Regions from separate parts of the Mus musculus genome. Here all the other regions are linked to region 1. The links are chromatin loops, found by intact Hi-C in ENCODE. Cell type or tissue: left cerebral cortex. All regions are shown on one strand.

Evidence for each region. Peaks named below come from ENCODE experiments on the same cell type or tissue, not always from the same donor. Only the 100,000 strongest peaks of a DNase experiment are listed, where the experiment ranks them.
Region 2: a loop joins it to region 1, with 4 times the contacts of the local background. A loop is called at or near these places in 17 of 42 quality-filtered maps.
Region 3: it touches region 1 in a loop (4-fold over the local background); 15 of 42 quality-filtered maps call a loop at or near these places.

Annotation. Positions count from the first base shown.
Region 1 is chr11:101,463,482-101,471,481 of GRCm38, reverse strand. Vat1 (vesicle amine transport 1) reads left to right here and starts at 5,283. Exons shown (of 6, transcript NM_012037.2): 1 at 5,283-5,774. The coding sequence starts at 5,349. It overlaps Rnd2 (Rho family GTPase 2), which reads right to left and starts at 3,307. Exons shown (of 5, transcript NM_009708.2): 1 at 3,043-3,307; 2 at 2,462-2,549; 3 at 1,360-1,469; 4 at 630-764; 5 at 1-424. The coding sequence starts at 3,144. The coding sequence ends at 176. In left cerebral cortex, CTCF peaks have their summits at 3,675, 3,889 (motif pointing left), 5,177 and 5,732; DNase peaks (open chromatin) are centred at 3,831, 5,299, 5,739, 6,304 and 1 more place; H3K4me3 peaks cover 3,968 bases; H3K27ac peaks cover 3,398 bases.
Region 2 is chr11:101,549,913-101,557,912 of GRCm38, reverse strand. Brca1 (breast cancer 1, early onset) reads left to right here and starts at 5,958. Exons shown (of 23, transcript NM_009764.3): 1 at 5,958-6,144. Nbr1 (NBR1, autophagy cargo receptor) reads right to left here and starts at 5,259. Exons shown (of 24, transcript NM_008676.3): 1 at 4,958-5,259; 2 at 3,815-3,925; 3 at 2,038-2,103; 4 at 1,622-1,738. The coding sequence starts at 1,723. In left cerebral cortex, CTCF peaks have their summits at 4,970, 6,012 and 7,819 (motif pointing right); DNase peaks (open chromatin) are centred at 5,216, 5,614 and 5,849; H3K4me3 peaks cover 2,632 bases; H3K27ac peaks cover 1,620 bases.
Region 3 is chr11:101,537,630-101,545,629 of GRCm38, reverse strand. It overlaps Brca1 (breast cancer 1, early onset), which reads left to right. Exons shown (of 23, transcript NM_009764.3): 3 at 5,596-5,649. Among named protein-coding and RNA genes, the nearest start is that of Brca1, 10 kb to the left of the region's middle. In left cerebral cortex, a CTCF peak has its summit at 3,255 (motif pointing left); DNase peaks (open chromatin) are centred at 1,217 and 1,935.

The DNA.
Region 1 (8,000 bases):
GAGAATGGGGTGAGGAGTGACAGCCTTCTACCCTCTAGCTCCTCCAACCAGAATTGCTCCTCTGCCTGCCCTGACCTTCCAGCCAGGGCCAGGAGGTCAAAAAGTCCAGGAGCACCCACGGGAACAACCGTGTCTCTCACCCAGCCCTCTCCCCTCTCTGCCCCACTGCAACCCCTCACATGAGGTTACAGCTCTTGGCTCGATCCTTATGCATCTCGCCCTCATTTCCCCGGTCTGGCCGTCCCGACAGTTGAGTGGATCGCTGCAGTCCCCGGCGAGAGTCAGTACGACGTAGCTGCCTATGGCCACGGCCGAGAGAAGCCACTGTGGCCACATGGAAGACATCCCGGACACTGCGCTCAGAAGATCGGGAGGAACATTCAACGTAGGACACAGCTCCCACTTGCTTGGCCAGCACAGTACCCTGGAAAAGCAGCAGATGGGTGGAAATTATAGGCCTTCGTTTGGGAAGGAGCGTGAGGGCTGTGGGCTAAGGTGGAAGGTCAAACGGAGATGGGGAAAGAATTAAAGGTTAGGGTCAGAGGTTAGAGCAAAAATCAGGAACCAAAAAACCCAGAGATGGGTGTGAGGTCTAGGTTCGAATTCAGTTGGAGGTAAAGGGGTCTCACCTGCTCATGTGTGACAGGGATGAGTCTCTGCTTGGATAGCTCCCTCAGTGTGGCCAGGTCAGTCCGCATGTCCAGCTTACAGCCAACCAGCACCACCTTGGCATTGGGGCAAAACTCCTGAGTCTCTCCTTGCCACTGGTTGGAGGTGGAAGATAGAGTTATAGAGGGGTGGAGAGGGATAGAGGGAAAAGCTTTGCTCCATGCATACAGATGTCACATATCCTTCTAAACCTCCTCGGTAAGAAATGATGTGGAAAGCTGGTCTTGGGTAGGGAAGCTGTGGAGTGTGGAAGCTGGGGAGAAGAGGATTTCAGTGAGGACTCCGGGGTTTTCTATCAGCCTGCAGTCTGCACACTCGCACTCCCCTTTCCCTTACTTTGTCCAGAGAACAGACCAACCACACCCTCTCCTCCCTGGGAATCGAGGACTCCCTGACCGACTCTAGTGCTTTAACCCGGGACTTTTCTTATGGAAACAATAGCCTGACAGCCAGCCTCAGGGCTTTCTAAAGCCCTCGGAATCTGCAGCCCTGCCACCGCCAAGGAGATAGGGAAGGCAGCTAAACAGACCCCAAGGCCCCAGGACCACTTCCAGCTCAGAGACAGACTTGCAGGTGAAAGGCAAGGAGGCTGGAGCAGAGGGATGACAACTTCAGCCACTACTGTTACTCCCTCCTCTGGGTTCATGCCCTTCACGCCTACTCTCCTTTGTAGTTTCCCCAGACTCCCACCTTCTTGAGGACACTGTCCAGTGTTTCTGGCCGGCTAATGTCAAAGCAGATAAGCACAGCATCAGAATCCGGGTAGGCCAGAGGCCGGACATTGTCATAGTAAGAGGAACCTGGAAGAAAGAAAGAAGGCAAACAGATAAGGCAATCTGAGGGGGCAGCTGGCCTGGAAGCGGGTAAGGGACTCAAGTGACCCTGGTCAAGGGATAAAAAGCAAATACCCGTCACAAAGTGTGTCTCAAGAGTAGGCAGAGGGGCTGGTGAGATGGCTCAGTGGGTAAGAGCACCCGACTGCTCTTCCTTCCGAAGGTCTGAAGTTCAAATCCCAGCAACCACATGGTGGCTCACAGCCATCTGTAATGAAATCTGACTCCCTCTTCTGGAGGGTCTGAGGACAGCTACAGTGTACTTACATGTAATAAATAAATAAATGAATAAATAAAACTTAAAAAAAAAAAAAAAAAAGAGTAGGCAGAGAGGAGCAGAAGCAGTGGGAAATGGCTTATGGGTTCCTCTGATCTCACACTGATAATCTGTAATCTTCTGGAGTTTGGAAGCCCTTTAAGAATCTCAGAAAATCTACCACCATTCTGACAAATTTTGTGCGTGCTTTCTGGGCTTTGATGACACATCTTCTAAAGTCCTCCAGGGAACGGAGTAAAAATAAAAACCCTTCCCATGAGGTTGGAGCAAGGACAGGGAGCCAGTGCTCCTGTTCTCCTGGGACTCTAGTTCAGTCTAGAGGAAGAAAAAAAAAAAAAAAAAAAACTACTTTCCACCACCTTCCCCCACCCCAGTAATTCTAAATAGCTTTCCTAAACCCAGTCCTATTTCCTAAGAAACATGTTCCAAAATAAATCATTTCTTTCCAAGTTCCTTGGGTAAGCAGAACCCAGCTGCAGGGCCGATATTAGACTTCCTACGTGGTTTCTGTCAGGCCTAAGAAACTCTGCCTCAGTTTCCCTGGCTCAAAAGAGAAACTGATGTTCTGCTCTAAAACTGGATGGATGTCTGAGCTGACCTGGAATCTCAGGTTCTGGCCAAGGGAGGGGCTAGAGGAAGGGACCTTGGCCGCCGTCAGGGTGACCCCGAGGGACTTGGCTACCTGAAGTATCCCACATGTTGAGCTCAATGCGGCGCTTGTCGATCTCGAAGCTGGCAGTGTAGTTCTCAAACACCGTGGGGACATAACTCTGCAGACACGGATGGGTCAAAATGAGAGAGAGCTGCTCTCCAGTACTCACTCACCCTGACAACTGCCCTCCTCCCTCGACACCCGGTCCAGCTCAGTCCCTAGACAGAAGTTGGTCTGAGGCTGGGCTAAGGGAAGATCCGGGGAGCTACTGCCTCCACCTCCTAGCTAGACTCTCAGATAACCCCCCTTCCCGGGTCCCTTTAGCCCCTAGTTTTTTCTCTCTCGGATGCCCGGGACCTCAGTCATTCTCCCGGAGCGCCCTTCCGGATCCTCTGATGCTCCTAAGCCCCATCCATTTCACCGCGTTCCTTGATTCCTTCCACTCCAATCCTCTGCAGTCCTTTCAGACCCCCCAACGCCTCCTTCCCTTCCTCTGAGCCTCTTTCTCTCCTCCCTGGTTACCCTGGTACCGGTTTCCAGCGGCCCCCGGGGCCCCTATAACCCACTCCCCGCAGCCTCGGTGCCCCTCTCTCCAGACGCCAATTCCTCACCCCGGGGTAGGCGTCCTTGGCGAACACCTGCAGCAACGCTGTCTTGCCGCACTCCGCGTCCCCCACCACTACGATCTTGCAGCGGCCACTCTGCCCCTCCATGGTCCCGGCTACGCGCCGGCCCCCCACGCCGCCCCCCTCCCGGGCACAGCCGCCGCTTCTGCCGCCTCCTCCCCCGCCGCTGCAGCTGCAGCCTCTCGGGCCGCCGACACCGGCATCTCGCGGGCCCGCGCCGAGCCCCCGCCCGGGGCTGCGGGCCCCCTCCGCCCCGCCCCTAGCCCGCGGGCCGCACCTCTGGCCCCGCCTCCCACCCGCACAGCCGAGGGGCGGGGTTCGGGACGGGGCGGGGCCTGGGAGGAGGGGAGGGGGACCCGAGTTAGACTCTAGCGCGCAGCTGTGACCCCAGGAGCGCCTGAGGGTTTGTGGCCAGCGAGCCCCGTTTATTTGAGTTCCTCGGGCATGGAGGCTGGGCTGACCGAGGGCGAAGTTCTGAAGGGTCAGCTGCGAAGCTCCATACACGGGCGCAAGGCCTGAGCCTTCTGTGTGCCCACGCGTGCACGCAGGTGTGCTAGTGCGGCGGACACGCGCGGCGGCAGCAATCTATTTCCCGAACACAGGGGGGCGTGAGATGTTAGGAAAGGGAGGATTTTTGATTTTTGTCTCCCTCCTCCACTCTCGGGTCCAGACAGAGCTTAGGGAAATGGAAGTACGGACCTTAGCACTCCCACCCTACATTAGTGACATCATAGCTTTCTATCTCCATAACGACGGGTGGCGGGATCTAGGCCTGTGACCAACCTAGAAGCATGGACTAAGTTCCTCTAGCCAAGTACTGAGTGGAAAGTTTTAGGGGAGCTTTTGCGTCCTCTGGTGGATGTTTTGGTAGAAAGAGCAAAGGGAAGGCTAAGGAAGCTAGAATCCTTTGACAGCTAAGCTGGGCCAGAGCTAAGCCCCAAAGCCAATTTCAGCCTCATCTCAGACTAGCAATAAGCAAACCGCCATTTGCATGACATCTTTTGCCTAGAAGAGGATGGAGAAAGGGGCTTGGAGGGCTGTGATCGGGATGTAAAGTGAATGAATGAATGAATGAATGAACAAATAAATACACATACATACATACATGCATACATAAGTGAAAAAAATCCTTCTTTAGCCGGGCATGGTGCTGCACGCCTTCAGTCTTAGCACTCATGAGGCAGAAGCAGGCAGATCTCCCTGAGTTTGAGGCCACTCTAGTCTATATAATGAGTTCCAGGTCAACCAGGTCTAAATAGAGAAATCCTGTCTCAAAACAAACAAAACTCTTCTTTAAGTCGAAGATGTTCATTTTAATGTTATCTCGTTTTGAATAACCGTGTAAAGGTAACTAAAGCACACAATCTCATCGCTGTTTTACAAAAAGTAAACAGACACACAGCATTAACACCCAAAACTGTTAAGTTTAAGTTAGAGATGTAACTCGGGAGTAGAGCTACATTCATGAGGCTCTGGGTTCTATCCTCAATTCCAACAAAAGGAAAAGAGAGTGTGAAAGAAAAGGGAGGTGGTGGCACATGTCATTTTAACCACAGAACTCCGGAGGCAGAGCCAGCCTTGTATTCATGGCACCTTCTAGGCTCCAGGCCAGACCTGGCTACATGGTGAGACCCTGTCTTAGAGGTTCTCATGCTTGTAGTTTGCCACTGCAAGAACATAGTGAGTAAGCCGGGCGTGGTGGAGCACACCTTTTATCCCAGCACTTGGGAGGCAGAGGCAGGCGGATTTCTGAGTTCGAGGCCAGCCTGGTCTACAAAGTGAGTTCCAGGACAGCCAGGGCTACACAGAGAAACCCTGTCTCAAAAAACAAGCAAACAAAAGAACATAGTGAATAAAGTCTGCTTATTAGTAAACGGTAGAGTTCAACCTGAGGCACAATTTCACCGGAGTCTGATCCACAGGTGGCTAGATTATAAATTCAGATTTTAAATTATCCTTCAGACTGTGTCACGACAACTTTTAATTCGTATAAGGCTTTCTACGAATAAATCAAGTCTTAGACTCGGCATGCCCCAGAATCTCCTCATGCTTATCAGTCACACGCACGTACACCACCACCCTCCACCTGCACCGCTAGTCTTTTCGCGCCCTCGCAGCTCGGTCAGCAGAGGGACTAGCCCTTTAAGTCCGCCCGCGAAGCCCCACCCCCCGAGCAAGGCCCCGCCCCACCCACTGGTGTCCGCAGCCTGCGCTCTTCCTGACGCGTGTCCCGCCCTTCCCAGCTGTGCACCGGTTCTGTACAGCTGGGAACGCACGTCGCGAGTCTAGCCATGTCCGCGGAGAGGGAAGCAGCTGAGGCGGCCACTGTGGCAGCGGCGACCGAGGCCGGGGCGGAGACCGGGACCGGAGCCGGGGAGGGTGCGCCTTCGCAGCCCCCGACAGTCGAGGTGGCAAGCGACCCGCAGCCACCCCCGGCCCCCGAAGCGTCAGCATCCGCTTCGGCACCGCCACTGCGCTGCCTGGTACTCACCGGCTTCGGTGGCTACGATAAGGTGAAGCTGCAGAGCCGGCCGGCGGTGCCCCCGGCCCCGGGTCCGGGTCAATTGACGCTGCGCGTGCGAGCCTGTGGGCTCAACTTCGCCGACCTCATGGGCCGCCAAGGGCTGTACGACCGACTACCGCCTCTGCCGGTCACCCCCGGCATGGAGGGCGCGGGCGTGGTAGTGGCAGTGGGCGAAGGCGTCGGCGACCGTAAGGTGAGCGGTAGCAGGGCAGGAGTGGGCGCGTGCCGGGGGTGTGGCCGGGCCGGGAAGCCAGCAAGGACGCGGGTGGACTAAACATGGAACACATGGAAAGCAATTTATGTCTCCAGGCGTCTGGGAAAAGGATTTACTGGGAACTGGCAACAGTGTTATTGCCCCTTCCCAAAGCATTTTTTAGTAGTGGCCGCCGCCCCAAGCGGAGTTGGGGGGAAAACAATAAGGCGCCCAGGCGCATGCGCAGGATGACCTGCTCGCCCCCCTCCCACCCCCTTCCCCAAGTAAAACCACACCTGTACCCCTGCCCACTAAACACTCCCGGGGCAGTTGTGGTTTGTGACTCTGAGTGGTGGCTAACTCCCCCTTCCCTCCCGAGGGAGCTTTGAGAAGCTATGTAGATGGGGTTAGGCGGAGGCTCAGAGGCCGTGCCAGAGCGCTAGTCACATGCAGCCCCGTGGTGTATGGGGGTGTATGACGGCCCCTCCCCGAGCTGGGCCAAAGGGGACACACCCATCATGGAGCCCAGAGAGGCTGGCTTCCCCCACCGCCACGGGCCTTACGCTACTACTCGGGTATTTGACGTGGGGGAGGCGGGAATCAGTCTCCCATCTTTGTCTTGGGCTTGCTTTCTCGTGACTGCAACTCCATCCCTTCTTCAGTGACTCAGCTAGCAGGCCACGACCCAGGGTTACCCTTGGGAACTTCCGGCCCAAACCGCTGCTCCTCCTCCCTTTCAGAGGACCCCAGCCCCCGAAATCCAGGCGGAGCCCATTTGGACTAGGGTAGGGAGGTGTGGCACCTTGAGCAGGTTGGCCCAGCTTTGCCGGTCTGTTTCTCGTTTATCATTAATCACAGCCATAACCTTGGCCACATGAGACTTACAGAAGACCAGCTTTCTGAGAGATCCCGATTGAGGCCTCTTTATATCAAGTGTTTAGGAGTTTCTTTTCAAATCCAGCACCTTCATGAGATGCTGCCCCAGAGCAGTCTGAGCCTTTGCTAACCTGCTGGGTTTGCTGCATTTGTTGAACATCAAAACAGCTCCTCCTTAAAGTCGTTCTTTCTGAATCCAGCTGTGGTCACACCCTTGCCCTGACTTAGATATAATCCTACTCTTGGATGGTGCTAAAAGGACTTTGGAGGGTAGGGGTTGGAAGGGGAAGTTAATAGTTCATGTTACTGCTGAAGGCCACCCACCTATCCACTCCTCCCCACACTTTCCGCCTGGTAAATACAGGATTTCCTGCCTCAGGCAAGAATCTGCTGTAAGAGCCTGGATTCTATGGGGAGGGCTTTCCCACCCTCCTGGTGGCTGAGTTGGGGAGGGGTCATGGCCCTGAGTTGGGAGGGCTAAAGGTTAGGTATGAGTCAGATTAAGTGATACTTGTTCGGATTACATCTGGGACTGGCTGGCTGTCCTGCTAGCTTATTGCTCTGTAGCTAGCTCTCTTGGCTTGCTACTGTGTCTTCTGGACTTGAGTTTTGAGGTTCCTTGCCCAGGCCAGAACTCACAGAAAGGCTGTCCTCTTCAATGCAATACAGGGACTTGATTACATGTAAAGGGGGCCTGTGTAGAGGTCTCATTCTCCTACCCTGTGGATCCTAAATGTCCTGTAAGGAGCTAAGATGAGCCTTGATTGTCTAGGACAGCACCCACACTTCTCTCTGTGTGGTCTTCAGAGAGCCAGGAGGACCCATTGCTGACCTGATTCCCCCTCCTCCTGCCCAGCTAGTGGCTAAACTGGATCCTTCTGTCTTTGTCCCTTGCCTCCTGCAGAGAGACCCTGGAGCAAGTGCCAGAGACTAGGAATGAAAGATAATGCCTTTTCGTTGTGGCTGGAATGGGTTGCTCTTCGTGAGCTCGTGAGCGTCAGGCTTGCGTGCCATGTCTGGGTTCATGTATTTTCTAGGGCTGCCATTGTAAGCCTATATACAACTGAAGAAGACCCTGGGCTGGCCACACCCAACCGTTTACTGTTTACAACTGGGGCACATTTACCTGCACTACAGCGTGGCCCTTGCTCTGTGCAGCCCTCTCTCTACAGTTATTTGCTGACTTCCTCTCCTTGCCGTTATTGTCATTGCTGTTAGCTAACATTGCTAAGTTATTAACTATATGATATACATCACGCTATCACTGAATGCTGTTGTTGTTGTTTTCCTAATTAGGAGATCTTAAAGTTCCCCTCCTGCAGATGAGAAAACTGGTTAAATAATTTTTAT
Region 2 (8,000 bases), 86 kb before region 1:
CACAACCTTTGGATAGACTCTACTCTATAGAACCACACATAAGTTACTCATACTGAGATGTAGGTCCTGTCTATTTTATAATGGGAAAAGAAAGAAAACCTTGGTGGGGAAATCAGTAAGTAATGGTCCTATCCACATCGTCCAGCAATACTAAGAACACCGTGGACTCAGCTGTAAAAGACTAAGATTGCTGTGTCTACTGACGAGGAACCACAGCTACAATATACTGTTGGGCAAGAAAAGCAAGATGTAGAAGACTGTATGACCCTACCAGATAACCGCATGAACATGGAAATGTGGGAAGTTCCTCGGGCTGTTTTCTCTGGCTATTTAAAGAAGACGTGAACTGCACATGTAGGATATAATTTAAAAATTTCCGGGCTGGAGAGATGGCTCAGTGGTTAAGAGCACTGACTGCTCTTCCAGAGGTCCTGAGTTCAATTCCCAGCAACCACATGGTGGCTAACAATCATTTTCAATGAAATCTGATGCCCTCTTCTGGTGTGTCTGAAGACAGCGACAGTGTACTCACATACATAAAATAAATCTTAAAAAAAGAAAAAAAAAAAATTCCAGCCAGGCAAGGTGATGCACACCTTTAATCTCAGCACTTGGGAGGCAGAGGCAGGTGGATTTCTGAGTTCTAGGCCAGCCTGGTCTACAGAGTGAGTTCCAGGACAGCCAGGGCTACTCAAGCGAAACAAAACAAAACAAAACAAAACAAGTTCCAATAAAAAAAAAAAAAAAAGGGCAAGCTGCCAACTCACCCAACAGCTGCTAGAGAAAGAAAGAAATCTGGTGCTCAGATCATTTAACAGGACCCCACTGCTTCCTCAATAGCCACCTGCCTAGGGCAGGATGGAGAGAAACTGCTGGAAGACAGGGAACGACTGTAACACACTGGAAGGCCCCTTTCTAAAATGTCCTTCCTGCTGAAGTTACCCACATAGATAAACCAGGTAAAGAAATATTTGTAACCAAAAATGGTTACATTAAACACAGATGCCCAAGTAGGAAAACATTGACCATGGCAACCCACAAACCAGAAGAGTACAAAGGGCAAAGCAAGATGAAAGACACTAAACCAAAGCACGGAGCAGAGGAGCTGCTGCATGGGCACCCATGGGAGCTGCGCTGCTTTCTGCCAGCTCTGAGACATCCAACCTTTGACCCAGCGATAAAGCAACTGACCGGTCTTGCAAAACACAAATCCCATCCTCGTCAGGTAACAAACACAGCAGTGCGCCTGCTCTCCAGTCAGACAACACCCACTACGGCCTGGCTGCAGGGAAGGACAGCCTAACTTATCCCCAGAATGTCTCTAAACCCTAATTCACTGAAAATATCATTTTACCTCATACAAGAGAGAACCAACTCCCAAAATTGTCCCAGATTTTTGCTCTCTCTCAAAAAAATTAATATATGTAATTTTAAAGATGTTTAAAGGAACATAATTGTTTCTTCCTTTTTCCTTGTACATATTCTCTACTAATACCAAATCCCTGTAAAAAATGATTTTCCAAAAGGTCCAGAAATGGATAAAATAAACTGCTCAAAATAGCTACATTTTGAAAAATATCTGTGTATAACCCACTGAGAAACAGAACAAAGCGGTACTTACCATAGCTTCAACATCAGCCCAGGTTGTATTTTCTGGATCCGAAACCAGAAAGCTTTGAGTTTCATTTTTAAAAGTCACATTTAGAGTAACCTGTGGTTCCATGCTGTCTGGCTGGAGCTGAGAGGACAGGTAGATGAAAGGAAGAGGAAGGGATTAAAAACCCACCCGGAGGCTTCAGCTCTGATATATAAGTTAGACTTGGAAGATCATAGTGAATAAGACAGACAATGTCCCCATGATGACATTACTATCTAGTAATGTGTTTTCTACAAATCTCACTGTTACACAGGATTTTTCCTTCTCAAAAATAAAGACACTAATGCTCAAGATACTGCTATAAAGATCTGCACTTATGTTATAGCTACCACTTATATAGAACTTCTATGTTAGAGAGAAAAGCCAAGTTGGGCACACACCTGTAGTCCCAGTTACTCAGAAGTTGATGCAGGATGGTAATGGAAGTCCAAGAGTTCTAGGTCAGCCTAGGAAACAATGAGATCCTATCTTTAGGATTAAAGAGGTGGGCTGTGGGGAGGGTAAACGGCTGTTGAACGAGTTTAAATTTTATCCACATCAACAAAAACCCCCTTCACATGTTTTAGGTCTCTAAGATTTTTCACTGCCTATTTCAGTGCTTGGATAGTTGAGCATCTGTAGCGTAATCCAGCAAGGTGGATTAACACAGACAAGGGCTCTGCCTTGGGGAGTACAAATAGACGGAATTTCCAATTTTAGGTAAGGAGGTCAAGAATAGCCTGGGTTACAGAATGAACACTAAGTCTCCAGAAAATAAGCAAGCAAACAAACCAACACCAAAACAAAGCAGCAACAACAACAACAATCTACCAGAACCTCTTACAATCACTTATGGGGAATTTTAAAGGTATATAAAAGTAAAGAAAGGAACTTGCTGAGTCCTTTTGGACCTATCAGCTAGCTTCCACAATATCCAACTGGGAGCTAATTTAGTTATCCAGTATTCCTTCCTTTCAGTTGTGTGTGGGGGGCTGCAAATGGAATACAGATGTCTAGACGATAGGGAATCACTCTACCACTGAGCTACACCCTTGTCTCATGACAATGTCTCTCTTGACAAAATATTCATCCTTTCATTCGTAAATATTTATGAGAAAAAAAATGTAAAACCCACCATTATCACACCTAAGAAGCTGGTAATTCTTTAATCACTTATCTATTATTAAAGTCGGTTTGACTTTAATGAAGGACTTTGCTTACTGATGATCTGTGACTTTAGGGGAAAAGGTAGTTTAAGTTGTTTAACGCTACAAGTAAACTCACTGGCATTAAAAAAAAAAAGGTCACCTCTTAAAATATTCAGCACATTTTTAAATCTGCATCTAGAAAGGGCCAGATTCTGCTCCACACACAAGAGGCAAACAAGATTAAGTCCTAGACTTTTCCAATGTCACAGGAAGGGAGGCCATGGGGCGGGAAGACTCAGGGTTCCAGACACAGTTCCACCACAGACTAGTCATAGAGCTGTGAGAAACACTATCTCTGAGCTTCAACTGTTTAATCTATAAAAACAATACTATTTTGATGACCTTAACAGTGTTACCAAAGGAATTTAATAAAATTATGGCCTAGGAGATTGGGAATAAGGCCGAACCAGTCAATTATGTGCATAGCTGTGGGGTTCATTTCTAGCACCACAAAGTGTATAAATTCTTATCAACAGAAACAATTCTTTATTTCACTAAGATAGCTTCTAGTTTATTATTTACTAATTTTTGAAGGAGACATACTCTCACTCCGCAGCCCATGCTGGCCTGGCAATTGCTATAGATTTGCCTGCTTCTGCCTTCAGAGTGTTGTACTATGGATACAACTGTCATTTTAAGAGCCTGTAGGGCTGGAGAGATGGCTCAGCCTCCCCCCCCCCCCGACCCCCCCAAAGAACCCAGTTCAATTCCCAGCACCCGTGCAGCAGCTTCCAACTGTCTGTAATTCCAATTCCAGGGGAATCTAACACCCTCCTACAGACATACAAAAACACCAACGGTTTCAAAATAAATAATTGAAACAAAAGAACCTTGTATTCTTAATTCTGACTATTTTATATACTCAATTATTCATTTTTTCCCATCACTTGTCTTTATCTAGAATTGACTTCGATGCCAAGCTAATGCTAATCTCTAGCACCCACCCTGCTGACAACCAGCATGCATTTACCTGAAATGCAATTCTTCCTTCTTAGGAGCTGTAAAATTTAGGCAGACGCTGGCTCATCAACTCCCCAGCAACTCCCCAGCACGTTCAAGTTGGTTGGTTTGTTTGTTTTTTCTTTAAACCAGAAAAACAAAGTGACCAAAATGTAAAAATTGTGAAACACACTTTCCAACTTCAAGAAATACTCTTCCACTCTTTTCTGTCTGGAAGGAAACTATTCTTCCCCGTTCTGAAATTACACAAGTGGGAATTAGTTTCCATACTTTGGAGCAACCAGCTGTTCTGCCCATGGGAGAAAACAGGAAGTAGGCGGTTCTAGTTTAGCTGGCCAATATACAGGTCTTCATAAAGGGCTTACGTGTGAAAATTCTTTCAGCCAGAGCAATCATCTTGAACTTGTGAAAATATCAAAAGTACAGTTAACCACATCTATACCTGAAGGTTTACCTCCAGCAGTCAGGTAGCTGGGCCTAAGCCTGCACTTTCCTAAATGGCACTGTAAACTCATACCTATTGACTCACGTTCATGTGGCTAAGTCAGCTTTTCCTCACGTGATTATTTTTCAACCCCGACAAATAATTTTAATAAAGCCAATTTGGGAATCTGAACTTCATTTTCTATACCAGAAGCTGGCACAAGCAACCTGAGTTTTAAAATGTGTCATCTGAAAGGTGGGTGTTTGACATAACGGGAAAAACGATGCCTTTCTAATTTGGAAGGTCCTAGCTCAAGATATCTTCCTTCAATAGAGCCTTAAAAATAGGAAAGGGACAGAATGAGGAAGATGTATGTCCTTTCTTGTCGCAGACTTAATCCCAGTCTTCCAGTAATGGTTTCCCGGAACTCCATGTCCCCAGGACAGTGAGTGTCACCACCATCGAAGCCCTCTTTATGTTCTGGGGGGGATCGAGACCTTTTCTTAGCAGAAACTGGCCCTTCTAAGCCATGAACTGTCTCCCTCAGGCAGTATCCACCCCCCACTATCGATGACAACCCAAGCGACTCCCTCATCTGGTCACTGAAAAGACTGGCTGCCCCTGAACACGGAAAGTCACTCCTCTTTGCAAGATTTTCCCCTTGAACTTCCCCGAGCACTCTAAGAACGGCGTGCCCCTACTTCTAGGTAACAGTGGTAGCTTCCTTACCAGCTTTCCGCCCACGGGGGGCGCTTGCCAGTGGCCAGTGCAAGGACCGTTCGCGGCCAGCTCGCCTGCTATCCCTGCGGGGTGAATCTAACATGGCGGACAGAGACCGGGCCTAGTCCCATGTTTCCCGGAGTTTTCCACAAGATGATTGGCTCTTTCTATCTGCCCCTCAAAATAACCTCTCTACCGATTGGTCAGTGCTGCGTTGGCAAGGGAGGGACAGAAGCTCTCTGAACCGCATAACAATAACAAACACCCAGGCCGAGGGGCGGAACTAGCGCGCAGAAGTCAGCTGGTTGGATTTCCCTTTCCCAAGCCGATTGGCCACCCTCTGCTTTTCCCAGGTCACTGACATTGGCGGACTAGTTACCCGAGAATCGCGGGGCTGGACGGGAATTGTAGTCTTCCTGGAACCCACAGCTCCTTTTAGTCTATTTTCTGTGCACAAAACACGAACACAGAACGCTGCGATTCATAGCAGCTAAGACGCATAACTGCGAGGAGGTCTCCGCTGTACCGACTGGGTTCCTGTGGTACTCGTGCCTGCTTCCGGTGTGAGAAGCTCTTTTCCCGTAAGACTACACTTTCCAAGAGATGCTGTGGAGAAGGCCTTTCGTTCCGCAATGCATGCTGGAATTGGTAGTTCTTCTTACACAAGTCTCTTATTTACCGAAACTGGAGACTTCCATGGCAGGAAGGCTGAGGGAGGGATGAGACCTCGTTTTGCAACTGCTTTGGGCACTACCTTGCGCTCATATTCCGGCCTCAGGGAGCGATTCCCACCCTTTGTACAGAACTACTGTGACGTAATAAGCAGGCGTAGATGCGAAGGGGCTGCCTAAGAGAAACCTCGAAATTCTTTCTCTTCCGTCTCTTTCTAGTGACGACATACAGGAAAAAAAAAGACTAGGTAGCCAATCGCAAACCCAGAAACAGTTTCAGCACCCCCCCCCCCCAACTCGCTCCTCCCTTCCCTTCCGCTGACGTGTCTGGATCTTGTGTTCCGAAAGGCTAGCGCTAGGCGCCAAGCGGCCGGTTTCCTTGGCGACGGAGAGCGCGGGAATTTTAGATAGATTGTAATTGCGGCTGCGCGGCCGCTGCCCGTGCAGCCAGAGGATCCAGCACCTCTCTTGGGGCTTCTCCGTCCTCGGCGCTTGGAAGTACGGATCTTTTTTCTCGGAGAAAAGGTGAGACAGCCCTGAGGAACAGAAAGGGTACCCCGGAATACTCATATGAAAGGCAGGAAGCTGCTGGTGGAGACGGGTGTTTACTGATTAGGAAAGTACCTGGGGCGGAACCAAAGGGTCCCAGACGTTTTCAAACAGGACTCTTGGGAAGGGTGCAGTTTGTGCATTCCCGGGGGCAGCTGTGAGGAAGAGGGCAAAGGATCTACGAGGGGGAGTTCTGGCTGTAATCGTATCTTGAAGGTTGTATACGGATGCGGGCTAAAGGATGAGAGGAAAGGCGGGCAGAAGTGTGGCAGGGAAGAGGGGGGAAAAACGGAGTTTGTGGAGGGAAACTCCTGAAGAACTAGACCCGAGTACATTTCACAGAAGGTTCTAGAAGGGAAGTACATAAGGGAATGGCAATAGTAATGAATGCTGTTGGCAGAGAAGACGTGTTTAAAGAGAGCCTTAACAGGGAAACATCCAGAAGAGGTAGGGTGGAGACGCTTTAGCAGTTTTTAAGTGTTCCTTTTGGCGACTTTTAAAATAATATGTGTGCTTCTTTTTTGTTTGGTTGGTTAGCGTTTATGTTGGTGGTTTGGTTTGGTTTGGTTTTGGCTTTTGTGTAGCCTTGGCTGTCCTGGAACTAGCTCTATAGACCAGGCTGGCCTCGAATTCACAGAGATCCACCTGCCTCTGCCTCCTGAATGCTGGGTAGTTGATTAGTTTTGAGACAGAGTCTAGTCTCATTTATATTAGCTCTGGCTGGCTTGGAGCTGTGTATAATAGAACAGGCTGGTCTTAAACACTCCTCCACCTGCCCCTGTCTCTGGGGAGGAGGGGGTCAAAGATATCCACTACCATTCTCAGCTAGTTTTAGAGTTTGTGAGACAGGGCCTTCTGTAATTGGGTTGTGTAGCTCTAGGTGACCTTGAACTCTATCCTCCTGCCTGTACTTCCTGAATGCTGAAAGTACAGGTTGAAACAACCATATCTGATCTTTTGGCCTCCCCAAACTAGCCCAAAAAGACTGCTGAACTTCTGAGTCCAAGCCATCCTCCTCCTTCAACTTCTCCAGTCCCTGAAACTATAGGTATGACACCACTGGTTTTGATTCTAAGCAAGAAAAAGAACACCAGACTCTGGGGAAAGTTCATATATATATCACTTCTGTCCAGTCACTCCATTTTAGCTTTTTTTTTTTTCCTTGAAGAAAGGAAGTGACCCAAGGAAGGCTTTCATATCAAAGAGTAGAGAATTTAGATTGCTAGCTACAAAGAGCAACTGCTAAGAATTTTATTTATCTGTTGATTTATTGGTGTTTGTTTGTTTTGTTTTGAGACAGGGTTTTTCTATATAGCCCTGGCTGTTCTGGAACTCACTCTGTAGTCCAGGCTGTCCTGGAACTCAGAGATCTGCCTGCCTTTGACTCTCAGTGCTGTGATCAAGAATATGTGCCACCACTGCCTGGAGAAATTTTTATTTTTTAAAGATTCATTTTTCATTATCTTTAATTATGTGTATGTGTGTGCAGAGGTTCTGACCTGGATGTAGCGTTCCAGACATCTGACATGGGTGCTGGGAAGAGGCACATATTTTTAACCACTGAACCATCTCTCCAGACCCTGAGTTTTTTGTTTCTTAAGATTTATTTATTTATTTTATGTGAGTACATTGTTGCTGCCTTCAGATACACCAGAAGAGGGCATCTAAGCTCATTACAGATGGCTGTAAACCATCTTGGTTGCTGAGATTTGAACTCAGGACCTCAGGAAGAACAGTCAGTGCTCTTAACCGCTGAGTCATCTCTCCAGCCCCCGGGTTGGGTTTGTTTTTTGTTTTTGTTTTTGTTTTTTTTAATGTACTATATGTAAGTA
Region 3 (8,000 bases), 74 kb before region 1:
TGATTTGTTTTGTTTTCCAGTTCCTGGGATTGAACTGAGGGCCTCTTCATGGTCGGCTGCGTTACACGTACAGTCCCAACCTACCTGGGTGAATTTTAGTTATGTGAAGCTTCTTCCTCTGTATGTTAATAGGAAACGAATCCTATAGGCACACTCTACTGCTGAGTTACACGTGCAGCCCATGCAGTTAGTTCTTAATGATAACTGATTAGAACTAAAAACTGTTACTTGGAGCTTTTATCGCTGCTATTGGGAGACAGATCCAAGGAGATTTCTGAATTGGAGGTCAGCCTGGTTTATGTAGCAAATTTCTGGACAGCCAGGGCTACATAAAGATCCTGTCTAAAACCAAAATAAAAATAAATACATATCTACCTACCTACCTAGAAAAAAATAAAACAAAAGTTATTCCTTGGGGTGGGTGCAGGATAAGGCGCTCAGTCCTCAGATCTCCTGCACTGAGATTCCTTCTGTCCCTCAATTATGAGTGGCAGCTTTGTTTTTATTCTCAAGGTGGGGTCTTGTGATGTTCAGAGTGGTCTCCAAGTCCCATGTTCATGTCGTCTTCCTATCTCGGCCTCCCAAGTATCTGGAACTGCCAATATGCACTACTATACCTGACTCTGTGGCAGGCCCTTGTGGTGTTTGCTAGTCCTTGATGTGTGTGTATCCATGTGGGGGAAGTTGTTTTGTTTTGTCTTGCTTTTTGCTTGTTTGTTTGTCCCCCCCACCCCCTCCCCACACATACACAGGCTTTCTCTCTGTGTAGCCCTAGCTGTCTTGGAACTGGCCCTGTAGACATGATTGACCTTGAACTCACAGATCTACCTGCTTCTGCCTGTTTTGTTTGTTGGTGTTAAAAGCCTAGGTCAGGACTGGCTGGCCGGCTCTTTTTACAAAAATTAAATGTGACTGTAATATTTTTTAAGTGCTGAAATGGGTACCTAGTAGTTCTGGTTTTTTTTTTCCCCCCAAATCCAAATCTAAATGCTGTTCCCAGTGACTCATCCTGTTAAAACTCAAAAGTACAGATACGCAGTAGGCTGAAAATACTGTGTGGCACGAAAAGTGTTTAAAACATTTGAATTTTGTAGTAAACATTTACTCTTATCAGAAGCTAGAAGAGAAACATTTTAATTTTTTTTTCCATTTTCATTCCTATTCATCTCCAAGCTCTTCCTACAACAGTCACTACCTTTTTACATATGGGAGTTTTCATCTGTTCAGAGTTGGTGTTTACAGTGTGTTTATATAGCTTGGATCATAATTACCATACTGAAATATAATTATTTCAGAATTGAGTCAGTGGTGAGAATGAAAGCCATCTGGTATCATGACTCAATCCAATTTCTCTTTTACTAAGAACTTCCTTTGGTGTCTAGCCTGTCTCAGAAGCAGTAACAGAGCAGTCTCCTCTGTGGACATTGGATTCTCACAGTGACCCCAGAAGACTGCCAAGGGGGACTAAGTTCAGGTAGACAGCTTGGCTCGAGGTTGTTCTGCTCCTGTAGACAGAGCTGGTAGTAGGAGCCAGCCTTCAGGCTTAGTCAGGTGTGGTCGTTGCCCTCTGCACCGTCAGGACCCCTCTGACCACAAGTCCTACATTACTAAGCCCCTTTGGGCGGGCTTTTCCCTCCCAGCCTTTCCCGTGATCCTGTTCTACATGTAACAAAAGGACTGTGTTTCTCTCACACTAGCAAGTCATCTCTTTAGTGTCTTACATGGCCGTTACCGCTAGAACTCAGTGTCTGTATCGCACACAGAATAAAGTAAAGACAATAGATGAGTTTCCTGCCTGCCTGGGCTCCCAGCTACCTCTGTCCTCTACTGCAGGCCTCCATGATGCCCTCTCAGAGTGGCTGGCATGCGCTACCACCAGGCACAGTCCTGCTCAGCTTCACTTCTCCGCTGTGCTGTCTCTGCTCGTCTCCAGTGATTGCAGTTTGTCCCTTATGACTCAGCTGTCCTCTGCCGTCACTTCCTTGTTTGTGTATTTTTTGTGCCGTTCTATATAGACCTGCTCATGTGCACTGCGCTGTGTCCTTTTGTCCTATTTAGTTTTTCCTTCTAGCACATTTCTTCCTTCTAGATGATAAGTTTGTGCAGCTCATTTTCCTATTTTATTTGTGCAAATGCTTGAACTTGTCCTACTCAGTTTTAAAAAGTCAAGTCAATCCCAATCCATGCCAACACAGCGCTGTGAGGTGGGCTGTCAAGATGGCTCAGCAGGTAAAGGCACTTACCACCTGACAGCCTGCGTTTGATCCTTAGGACGCACAGATTGTTCTCTGGCTTCCACATGTGCACCGTGGCAAGTGCACACACTCACACATCGCCCAGTACATACACAGTACAAAAGTACATTCTTTTAAGTACTGTGAGGCAATCAAAAATATATACACTAGGCTTCACATAACCATGGCTAGGGTACATACACTCCAAGATCTCTAAAGGGTGTCTTGTAACCTCAGATAATACTGAACCCTGCATACACTATGGTGTTTTCCCCTCCCCCTCTCTCAATGCATACATACCTTTGATGAACTTTTACCTTTTCATTTAAAGGAGCATTTTATGCCCTTGCTGTGGTATGTCTAAATTGCCAGCTTGATATGGTGGCATATACCTAGAATACCAGGATTTCAGAACTGAGTCATGAGGGTCTGTGAGTTCAAAGCCAGCCTGAGTTACATAGTGACACAGAATCTGTGGGGTGGGGTGGAGTGGGGTGACTGGCATCATTGCTTGTTAGCTCTGGGGCCATAGTAAGTCGAATTTAATGTTACTCGAACACAGACACTTTTATAGCCTAGCACCCGATTTCGTGGCAAACTTCTACTGATCTGTTAGCAGTTATGAGTACAGCCTGGATACACTGGACTAAAGCAGAGCTAGGCTGGGTTTAGTACCCAGTAACACATAAAGGTGTTTAACACTGCACAAAGGGATGATGATTCAGATTCTGGGGGGATGGAGTAATACTGACTAAAAATCTTCTACATTTAAAAACTCATGGATGTGCCAGTGGGATGGCTCACTGGCCAATGCACCTAAGGCACAAGCCTGGTGACCTTAGTTGGTAACACTCATAGCCAATTAAAAGGCAAGCAAGTAAAAACTTACAATGGGCTGGAGAGGTAACTTAGTGGTTAAAAGCACTTGCTGCTCTTTCAGAGGACGCAGGTTCAGTTTCTAGCACCTTCATCAGGTTGCTCACAACAGCCTGTAGTTTCAGGGAATCTGACACCCTCTTCTGGCTCCCAAGGACATTGCATAAATGTGGTGCCCACTATACCCACAGGCACAAGTCCTCACAAAAGTCAGTCTTTTTCTTTTCTTTTCTTTTTTAAATTATAACTGAGGGAAAGCTTGCTATAAAGCAAACCTTTCGGGGGACTGGAGTGATGACTCAACAGTTAAGAGCACTGAATGCTCTTCCAAAAGGTCCTGAGTTCAAATCCCAGCAACTACATGGTAGCTCACAAGCATCCGTAACAAGATCTGATGCCCTCTTCTGGTGTGTCTGAAGACAGCTACAATGTACTTACATACGATAAAATAAATACATCTTTAAAAAAGCAAACCTTTCTGTCTTTTTTTTTTTATGGGTTTTGTGTGTGTGTGTCTGTCCATATCAAGGTATGTCACATGTGTTTAGGTTCCTAGATAGCCCAGGAAAATGTATCAGGTCCTCTAGAATATAGCTCCTGACAGTTGTGAGCTACATGATGTGAGTGCTGGGGACTGGTCAGGTCCTCTGCAGGACTAGCAAGTGCTCTTGACTGCTGAGCCATCTCCCATCTTTTCAGCCACTGGTTTGACTGGGGATGGAGGGTTCTGGAGGGTGGCCTTGAACTTTCAGTATGTCCAGGATGACCCAAATTCATTCTCCTTCTTCTATTTCTCAAGTTCTGGAATTGTGGGACTACACTACCACACTAAGGACAATTTGTGTGTGTGTGTGTGTGTGTGTGTGTGTGTGTGTGTGTGTTTGTGGAGTTTAGTTAAGATTCAGGATATGCGTTGGAAATGATGCCTGACAGTGAAAATAACCAATGTGAGAGAAATATCAGTTGTCAAGCCAGGGCCTTGAACTTGGTTGGGAGGTGCTCTGCTGTTGAGCCTCATTCCCAACCTAGAGCTAATCTTATAGATGCTGGCAGTAATCCAGAGCAGTGAGGAGACCGGTATTTCTGTCTGCTTTCTGAATGCTTGATGAAAGGATCTTTTGTTTTGTTTCCTTTGAGACGGGGTCTCATTGTGGAACCCTGACAGGTCTTGAACTCTCAGAATCTATCTGCTTCCTTTCTGCCTCTCCAGGGGTGGAGGCACCAGCACACCCACAGGATCAAATTTTCTCCTCTGATCTTTGTTCCTAGCAAGGCAGACCTTTGATACTGAATTATTCTAACTTTCTTTTTTTTTTTTTTTTTTTTTTTTTGGTTTTTCAAGACAGGGTTTCTCTGTAGTCTTGGCTGTCCTGGAACTCACTTTGTAGACCAGGCTGGCCTCGAACTCAGAAATCCACCTGTCTCTGCCTCCCAAGTACTAGGATTAAAGGCGTGCGCCACCACTGCCCGGCATGAATTATTCTAAAATAGTGGTTCTGTTGGGGTTCGCCAAAAGACCCTTACTCACAAAGACCACAAAGACCGCCACCATCGCTGCAACCCACATAAGGATTTTTATTGATCCTACATGTTGGGGACTTCCCTCCCAGCACGCAGGCCAGAGGAGAGACCCAGAACAAAGAAAGAACACACTTTTTATACCTTTGTAAGGAGCAGATTTGAGCAACAGGATTCTCATTGGTGTAGCAAGTAACCCTTTCAGGCATTGGTTGGTTTGTATAGTGACTAAGTAACCCTTTGGCCTAGTGACTCACTTTGCTTGCCCCATGGTGGGTTATTATGATTTGGTCAGCAAAGCAGTAATACATTCTGAACTTATGGATCAGCTATTAACGCCACAGCTGTTAATGTTCTCGCAACAAGGTCAGGGTGGTTTGTGGTCTTTTTCAGAATGCAATATGGGGCGGGAGGGGGGCAGGAGAATTGCTAATCTTATTATGGTTATTTCTCTGAGGACAGCTAATATTGTTTTGGCAGCTTGTAGGCTAATTCATTTTGACTGCTAAAACTATGTTTTTACATTTGTTTAGTCAGGCAGCTTCCTTATCTGGCTCTGCACTTGGTCTGCTGGTACAGTTTGGAAAGTCCTTTTCGAAGAGGGAAGGTACTGGGTGGTCTTGAATTCATTTTGAATATTACAGTTATCAACCTTCCTAATGCTTTGGCCTTTAATACAATTCCTAATGTTGGGGATGACCCTCAACCATAAAATTATTTTTGTTGCTACCTTGTGATTACAATTTTTCTACTGTTGTGAGTTGTAAATATCTGCGTTATCTGTGTTTTCCAACGGTCTAAGGTTTATTAAACCCCTAAGGGGTCACGACCCACAGGTTGTGAACCACTGTCTTAAGCCTATATCCAGGCTCAGGTATAGCAACTTAAAGCTGAACCTCTTTAGCCAAAACCAAGTGTTTGTTTGTGTATAAACAACTACTAAGCCACACTTATTCTTTCTTTCTAGTTTGGAACTGATCAAAGAACCTGTTTCCACAAAGTGTGACCACATATTTTGCAAGTAAGTGAATGGTTTTGTAGATCCATTAGTAGCTTTTGTACGTGTTCTTCACTGCACAGCATTTGTTTCTTCAGTTAGATGACAAGAAAACTAGCCTTGTTTCCTCAGGGAGCACCTAGGAATTCCTCATGTATATTGGCTGTAGCCATCGTTCTTGGTAAAGTTGTAACATAGCTTATCTGTGTATAAGAAGTCACATAGCCGCCAGGCGTGGTAGTGCACGCCTTTAATCCCAGCACTCGGGAGGCAGAGGCAGGCGGATTTCTGAGTTCAAGGCCAGCCTGGTCTACAAAGTGAGTTCCAGGACAGCCAGAGCTACACAGAGAAACCCTGTCTCGAAAAACCAAAAAAAAAAAAATCACATAGCCATGTTGTACAGAGGTTCTGTTGGGTTTTGGTGTCCAAGGGTGAATGTAGGCTGAAAGCAGTTGTGAAATGAGCAGCTCTGTTTCAGCCATCACCCCTTCTTGTCTCCGTTCACTCCTAAGTGACCTTCCGCTCTTCCTGAGCAGGAGGTGCAGTGTTTGTGAGTTTTGTGGTGCTGATGAAAATAGGGATCTGAACGATATATATTTATTTTATTTCTATATCTGAACAATATATATTTATTCATTCATATCAATGACTCCAGTCACACGTAGCCCTCCGTATCTAGAGATTATGTGTTGGCTGAATGAATCACCCATGGGCTGAAAATGTCCTGGAAATCAGGAAACAAATTGCATCTACATGGAACATCCACAAACCTTTTCTCCTTTTCATTGTTCCCTAAAGTATATAAAGTCATAGCCACGTATCATTTAATTTACAAATAAATTTCTATTTACGTGTGTATCTTTGCTTATGTGAATGTATGCATGTATGTGTTGGATCTCCAGGAGCTGGCGTTACAGGTAGTTGTAAGCTGTCCAGTGTGGATGCTGGGAAGCAAGCTCAGGTCCTCTGCCAGAGCAGCAAGTCCTTGTAACCACTGAGCCATCTTTCCAGCCCTGGATCATTTATATTTTATTACATTACCTATTCTAAGTAAACTGTATCTTTTTTTTTTTTTAAGATTTATTTATTATTTTATGTAAGTACACTGTAGCTGTCTTCAGACACACCAGAAGAGGGAGTCAGATCTTGTTACGGATGGTTGTGAGCCACCATGTGGTTGCTGGGATTTGAACTCTGGACCTTCGGAAGAGCAGTCGGGTGCTCTTACCCACTGAGCCATCTCACCAGCCCAAACTGTATCTTTTTATGTAAGGAACTTGAGTATCCAAAGATTTTGGTATCCATGAGACCTATCTCGCCCATTCTGAGGGAAGACTGTTAAGAATCTTGCTCTTTTTTTTGTTGTTCAAACAGTTTCCGATGTTATAGTTCTAGCAGTCTATGAAGTTCTAAATGACTCTTAGGGCTAGCCTGCAACTGTTGACATCTTAGGGCTAGCCTGCAACTGTTGACATCTTAGGGCTAGCCTGCAACTGTTGACAGAGATGCTTCACAGGGGTGCTTTGTTATGCTTTCCTTTTTTTTTTTTTCTTTTGGTTTTTTGAGGCATCTCAACTGTGTGTCCCTGAGTAGATTTGAGCTCGGTATGTAGACCAGATGGGCTCTGAACTTCCTGTGGTCCTGCTTCTGCTTCCCAAATACTGATGGTACAGGTGTGAGCCACAGCATCTAGCCTTTGAATGAAGGTATCTAAATCAGTCGTGATAGCATACACCTTGTCTTAGTTACTGTTGCTGTGATAAAGCACTGTAACCAAGAGAGATTACAGAAGGAAACAGTTAACTGGGGCTTAGAGTTCCAGATGAGTCCATCACCTCATCCCTCAGTCAGGCCGGGATCACAGCAGGGGCCTGGCAGGGGGTGTGACTGGCATGGTGCTAGAACGTTAGAGCTCACATCCTGACCCAGGAAGCAAGAATAATGGAAATAGTAATTTTTGTTATTGTTATTTAACAACTTTCTGGCCGTCTGGCTTCTACATGTTAAACTATATATTGTGTAGGAACAGTTTCTTTTTTCTATTTTAGTTTTCATCATGTGCACTCATGTGGGTCGTGTCAGAGCATGTGTAGATGAGTGTAGATGCCCATGGAGGCCAGAGGAAGGTGTTGGATTCCCTGGAGTAGGAGTTCCAAGCATTTTTGAGCTATCTGTGGGTGCTGAGAACTGAACTCGGGTCCTCAATAACAGCAATCCAAGCCCTTAACTGCTGAGCCATATTTCTAGTCCTCTTAATGGCATTTTGGGACATGATGGGAACATTCTAAGATAGGGCTAATTTGAGGTAATAGTCTACTGGGTTCTGTCTTGTTCGTGGTTCTTTACCCCCTCTGCTGTTTTCTTCCCCTCCCCTC